Linked DNA regions of Homo sapiens: region 2 is linked to region 1. The links are chromatin loops, found by intact Hi-C in ENCODE. Cell type or tissue: PC-9. All regions are shown on one strand. Each heading gives the region's core, and the rest is flanking DNA. Links, peaks and the distances in the headings are about the cores only. Region 1 has its middle 68 kb from the start of COPS8. Region 2 overlaps MLPH (melanophilin).

Region 1 (2,909 bases), core at 137-2,636:
CTGAGGTTGCTGGAAAGACTGACTGAGACAGTCCTCAGAAAGCACTTCACAGGGGCCAGCCCAGGGTAAAGGCACAGGAAACGCCACCCACCGCTGCAAATCCATTGCTGTTGAGTCCTGGGGGGACTTTCTTGCCTGTGCTGGCTGTGAGGCAGCCTGTGTGCTACCCCCTCCAACAGCCACACAGTGAGTTTTATTTTCGAATTGCATTGCTAATCCCTGAGGGGAAACACAAAGGCTAAGCAATAAGGCAGGTGTGTGAAACTCTCATTGCCATAAGAAACCTCCAGCATTCTCCCCGTCTTTGTGCACAGCCTGAACTGTTCATGTCACACTTCCTGGCTGCACTGTGGGCTTCTGTTCAGCCCCAAGATAGAGTTCCTCATACCTCCCCGCTCTTCTGACTCCTTCAGGCTGGCCCATCCCGAGGAAGGCGACCCTTCTCTTTTGCTTGCCACTTTCTCATGACCTTGAGCAGACAGCCCCTCTTGCTAGGATCCCGCTGTCTGGGTACATGGAGATACTGTGATCTGAGCCAGGGTTCCTGTCTCTCAAATGGCAGATGAGGACTCTGATGGGCATGTCAAGAGGCTGGGGCAGAGTGTGGGTCTGCAAGTCCCATTGCCTGAGGCACCTGTGTGGGGAACAGAAACCCAGGGACACATGATTGGCAGCTAGTGGAGGGAGGATGGAGCTGAGGGACTGATGGGGAGAGGCCAGATGTGAGCGGATATAGGGAGGAGCCAGGACCTGAGGCCAGATGAAGCTGGGAAGACCCAAAGTTTCTGAGAAAGTGGTCAACACCATGCACAGCAGAGAAGTCACAGGAAGAAATTGGAATGAAAATGTGAATTTGCAATTAGGAGGCCATGAAGAAAAGGAGCTTCCGTGTGTGGAATTGTGGGTTGAAAGTCAGAGTCAATAAATAGCAGAAGCAGAGGCAAGAGTGCCCTGCTCCTTCTAGAAATCTGGTGGCAGAGGGAAGGAAGAGAGGTAGCGATTTTAAAATCAGGTGCACTGGCGGGTACCTGTAATCCAAACTATTTGGGAGGCTGAGGCTGGAGGACTGCTTGAGCCCAAGCGTTCGAGTCCAGCTTGGGCAACATAGTGAGACCCCATCTCTTAAAAAAAATAAATAAAAGGTAGTAACTCTGAGTGCAGGGACCAGGGTTTTCTGTTTTGGGTGGTGGGAGACTGAACGTTTTGGAAATTTGGTGGAAAGAACCAGGTGAGAAAGGGGCTAATTGACCCAACATGGTCCAGGGCCAATCCTTTACTTAGGGACTGTTTATAATGATGTGCAGCTGCTCTGAGGACTGGAAAACGCCTGTTTGGCAAAGAGCTTGCCTGTCAGGAGGGGATTTGCCACTGGAAGGGAAAAGGAAATCATATCAATATAGTCTTTTCACGAGACGACCCTTCATGTGGAGACCTTGGCCCTTTAAAGTTTGAAATACATGTCCCCACATCCTTAGCACCTTTTTCTAGCTGCCACAACAGGCCACCTGCAGCCACCTCCCTGTGTTTCAAGGATGCCATCGTGTGGAAGGCGAAGGGAACAGCAAATATAAGACCCCTTTTATTCAAGGCAATTCACTTCTCGAAGACTAACCACACTAACCACCTTGCCTGACATTTGTATGTCTCCAGAGAACTTTCACAATTTTTTTTTCATTTGATCATTACAATAACCCTGTTTTACAGTCCAGTAAACAAACTCAGAGAGGTTAATTGACTTACTGAAGGTCACACAGCAGAGGGAAGGCATGGTCAATTGCCTCACTCCAAGTTCTCTTCTATCTTCACTGGGTCACTCTAGGCAATGTCATTCAACAGATATTCTACAGCCATGTTTTTCCAAATTTGCCCAACCTTTAGCTCTGGAACCCTGTAGACACATTTGCTTGGGTATGTAGACCTGTAGATGAGTATTCCTGAGATAAATTTCACAAGGCAGCACTTACCTGTATCAAATGTGGTGCCTCTGATTATTCTATTATTCTATTCTATCACATTTTTATAAAAATGCTATTTATGATCCATTAAATTGCTCTCATGACCCATTAGCAGTCAAGACCTATGGTTTGAAAGGCTGAATGATGACCCCCCAGCCAATGATGACTACATCCTAATCCCAGAATCTGAATGTCACCTTACATGGAAGAAAGACTTTGCAGATGTGATTAAGTCTCTTGAAATGAAGAGATTGTCCTAGAATATCTAAATGGGCCCTATGTCGTCACAGGGTCCTTATAAAGGGGGAAGCCAGAGGGTCAGAGTCAGAGGGAAAATGGGACCACTGGAGCAGACATTGGAGTGATGCTCTTTGAAGACGAAGAAGGGGCCATAAGCCAAGGAACACAGGTGGCCCCCAGAAGCTGGAAAAGGCAAGGAAATGAATCCTCCCTAGAGCCCCTGGAAGAAATCAATCCTGTCGACACCTGGACTTCAGCCCAGTCAAACTGTTATCGGAAAGGGGTCCGGATCCAGACCCCCAGAGAGGGTTCTTGGATCTCACTCAAGAAAGAATTCAGGGCGAGTCCACAAAGTAAAATGAAAGCAAGTTTATTAAGAAAGTAAGGGAATAAAAGAATGTCTACTCCCTAGACAGAGCAGGGCATTCCTGAAAGCAACAGGAGGAAGGCACCCACCTTAGGTACAGTGCTTATTTATACACAAGACAACAAAGTCAAGGAAATTATGGGGCGATGTGCTCTACTACGAGAGCTTGTGACAAAGGATTGTTCGTCTTTGTGTAACTATTGTCGTCTGCAAGAATCTATATTAATATCTTTAAAGTAAACTTATTCTTTTTTTTATTATACTTTAAGTTTTAGGGTACATGTGCACAACGTGCAGGTTAGTTACATATGTATACATGTGCCATGTTGGTGTGCTGCACCCAGTAA
Region 2 (2,909 bases), core at 410-2,909, 360 kb before region 1:
AAAACTAGCCATAAAGAAATTATCTGGCTGGGCATGCACGGTTTATGCTTGTAATCCCAGCACTTTGAGAGGCCCAAGTGGGAGGACTGCTTGAGCCCAGGAGTTCAAAACCAGCCTGGGCAACATAGTGAGAACCCATCTCTAAAAAAAAACATTAAAAATAAAAAAAGAAATTATCTGACCTTCCTTGTTTGACTTTAGGTCATAAGACCCTCACTCCAGAGAGCATCCCGCCCCATTCTCGGAGGAGGAAAGGCCAAGAAGAATCCAGGCAGACAGACCTTGCTAGGTTCCCCACTCAGCCTATTAGCAGCAGGTCCGGCCTTGTTATATAATCTTCTTTCCACACGCAGTCCACCCTTTCTTGAACCTAAGCATAAAAATGGACAATTTCCCTGCATCTGTGGGTCTGTATTCTGAAGGCTCCCATGTATACACGGTAAACACATTTCTAAATCTTTTGTCCAATGAATCTGCCTTTTACGAGATGATTTTTCAGTGAACTTTCAGAAGGTCAAGGCTTTTGGCTCCGAACGTGCCCAGATGACAGAGCCAGAGAGCAGACCTGGTTTTATTTTTGTTCTCTCTGGACAGTGAGTGCCTTGAGGAGACGCATCCCAAACCAACAGGCAGAGACCCCGTGAACTCCCCCTGCACCCAGGGATGCGGAAATGAGCTTTCTGGGGCCTGGGGACCCACCTGTCAGGGTGATGTCCCCGGCCCCCACAATGAACATGAAGAGGAAGTATCCCAGGATCTCAGGGATCCTTTTAGTGTTGGTCCCTTTTGTCACTCTGCACTTGGGCCAAGGGGGCAACATTATCCTACCTATCTGATCAAGTCATGCTAAAAAAAAGAAAAAAACCAAAAAAATTCCAAAAGATTTTCCTTGTTCCTGACATGGAACAGAGATTTTCTGACCACTCTTGATAGGAGAAAACAAAAATAAAACCACATGAGCATAAAGAACCTAGTGTTGACGTCAGGCGAGGTCTGCACTGTCAGGCAAAGCTACCACCGAGGGAAAGAGGGAAAGGCACTGGAAGGGAAGGCACGGGGGTAGGGGGACTGGGTGCCCAGCGACCAGTCCAGGGGTTTTCCCTTCCTTTCTTGGCCATCGGCCATCGAAGCTGCTTCCTGCAGAGCCTGCCGCGTCCTCTATGGAAGGCCTTGGTGAAACACCAGCACTCTGAAGGTTCACTCAATGAAGACCCCCAGAGGCCCACTTACTAGCTGGACAAGGTCTGCATTAGGCCCTGGCTGGGTCAGGTTTCAAAACATTAACCTTAAGCTTTTTTACCCTCCTTTTTTTTTTTTTTTTTAAAGGCACAGCTTTCCCAGTGTTTGTGTTCCTTGCTTGCGCCCTGTTTTAATGTTGTAGTTACAGGTGTCCAGCAGGGAGGAATGCAGCCCCTGTGGGCGCTTGGGGGAGCTGCTGGGAATCCAAGTTCAAGGAGCAGCTGTTTTCTGTTTTCTGTTGCCCCACAGCGCCACCTCCTGGCCCCTTGGTGGTGATGATTTTGAAGTCAGCAGGTTCTGGTGGGCCGTGTGAACTCCAGCAGCTCTGGGCTGAGCTGTGGAAACACTGCGTCCTTTGAAATAATACAGCTTCCTGAGCCCACCCCAGTCCCTAAAGACTGCCTCTGGGGTTGAGATTCTGAGATGCTTGACAGCATGGCTTTTCCCGGTGTTATGTGTCGTTTCTATCCTTAAGCCTGTTAGGGGTGGACTGGAGGCTGGACCAAGCTCCACTGGCTGCAGGAGGACCCTTCTGTGGGCTCCAGGCTGGCCGTGTGCGTGTGGGGAGGTGGGATTTGCTGCTAGGCTTCATGATCACTGTGAAGAAGCAGCCCCCAAGAATAGGGTGATAGGCCCTCCCCATGTCACCGGCCGTTCCTAGTCACATCTGTTGTTGCAGCATGTTATCAGTAGAGCCTCCTTTTACTCTTAAAAATGCCCTGGTTTGGATGATTGATCATACCTGCCCCCATCCCCACCCCACCACCCAAAAAGTGCAGCCACCCTGTGGTGTGCGGTGTACTGCTCCAGCGGTGCCTCTCCGTGGCCTCTGTCCTAAATTAAACGATGGGCTAAGATGCCTTGAAATGCCTGCAGCAGGCCCGGCGAGAGCTTGAATGCTCAAAGGTGTCTATGCCAACTTCTGCTTCTTCAATCAAACTTGAGGCTTTAAGAGACAGGCACGAATAAGGTGTCTCTCCAGAAGGAAGGCCTGGGGGAGACGCCTGGGCTGGGGCATGGTGAGGACGCCCCAATCCAGAAGCACAGCCTCTGCCCTGGACGTGCCCAGCTGCCGGAGCCAGGCGCTGCCTCGTGGCCCTGGAGAAACTCGCCTTGGTCTTGCAGATGGAGTCATCCAGGACACTGAGACCCCAGACACCTGGCTTGGTGGCGGCTGTCCCACCCGAATGCTTGGCCGGGCTTAGTGGCAGAAGCCTTGGACTCCAGGTAACAGGGACAAGGTGAGCTTTCTCAAAAACACTGATGGGTTAGCTCCCTTCAAACTCAAATGCAAAAGACCCCCCGGCATCCTCCCACCCTCTCCCTGAAAAGATCTCTTCCAAATGCCTTATGGGGGATCTTACAGGCGAACACATTGTTTAGTTTAAGCCTACTGCCTGGATTTCAAATTCATCATGAAATAAATACTTGGATTCAAAAGATGAAAACAACTGAATTACAACAGATTTCTCTAAATCTTGATAATCACCAGATTCATGTGAAATGTTTGTTGAAAAGAGAGAGCCTAGGCCCCAAACCAGATGTCCCAGGGAAGAAGGGCTTGGAAAACATGTAGTATTAACAAGCACCCTGGTGATTCAATCAGCAGCTGGGTTTCAGAAACTTGGCTTTGAGTTCTCAACTTACTTTGAAGATTTGAAAACAATATA

Evidence for each region. Peaks named below come from ENCODE experiments on the same cell type or tissue, not always from the same donor. Only the 100,000 strongest peaks of a DNase experiment are listed, where the experiment ranks them.
Region 2: it touches region 1 in a loop (11-fold over the local background); 10 of 110 quality-filtered maps call a loop at or near these places.

What each region holds. Positions count from the first base shown.
Region 1 is chr2:237,152,872-237,155,780 of GRCh38, reverse strand. No RefSeq gene overlaps it. Among named protein-coding and RNA genes, the nearest start is that of COPS8, 68 kb to the right of the region's middle. In PC-9, for the core only: a CTCF peak has its summit at 1,567; a DNase peak (open chromatin) is centred at 1,510.
Region 2 is chr2:237,511,516-237,514,424 of GRCh38, reverse strand. All of the region lies in intron 4 of MLPH (melanophilin), which reads right to left. Among named protein-coding and RNA genes, the nearest start is that of MIR6811, 2.0 kb to the right of the region's middle. RefSeq lists enhancers at 641-1,141, 1,142-1,642. In PC-9, for the core only: CTCF peaks have their summits at 1,278 and 1,479 (motif pointing left); a DNase peak (open chromatin) is centred at 1,474; H3K27ac peaks cover 427 bases.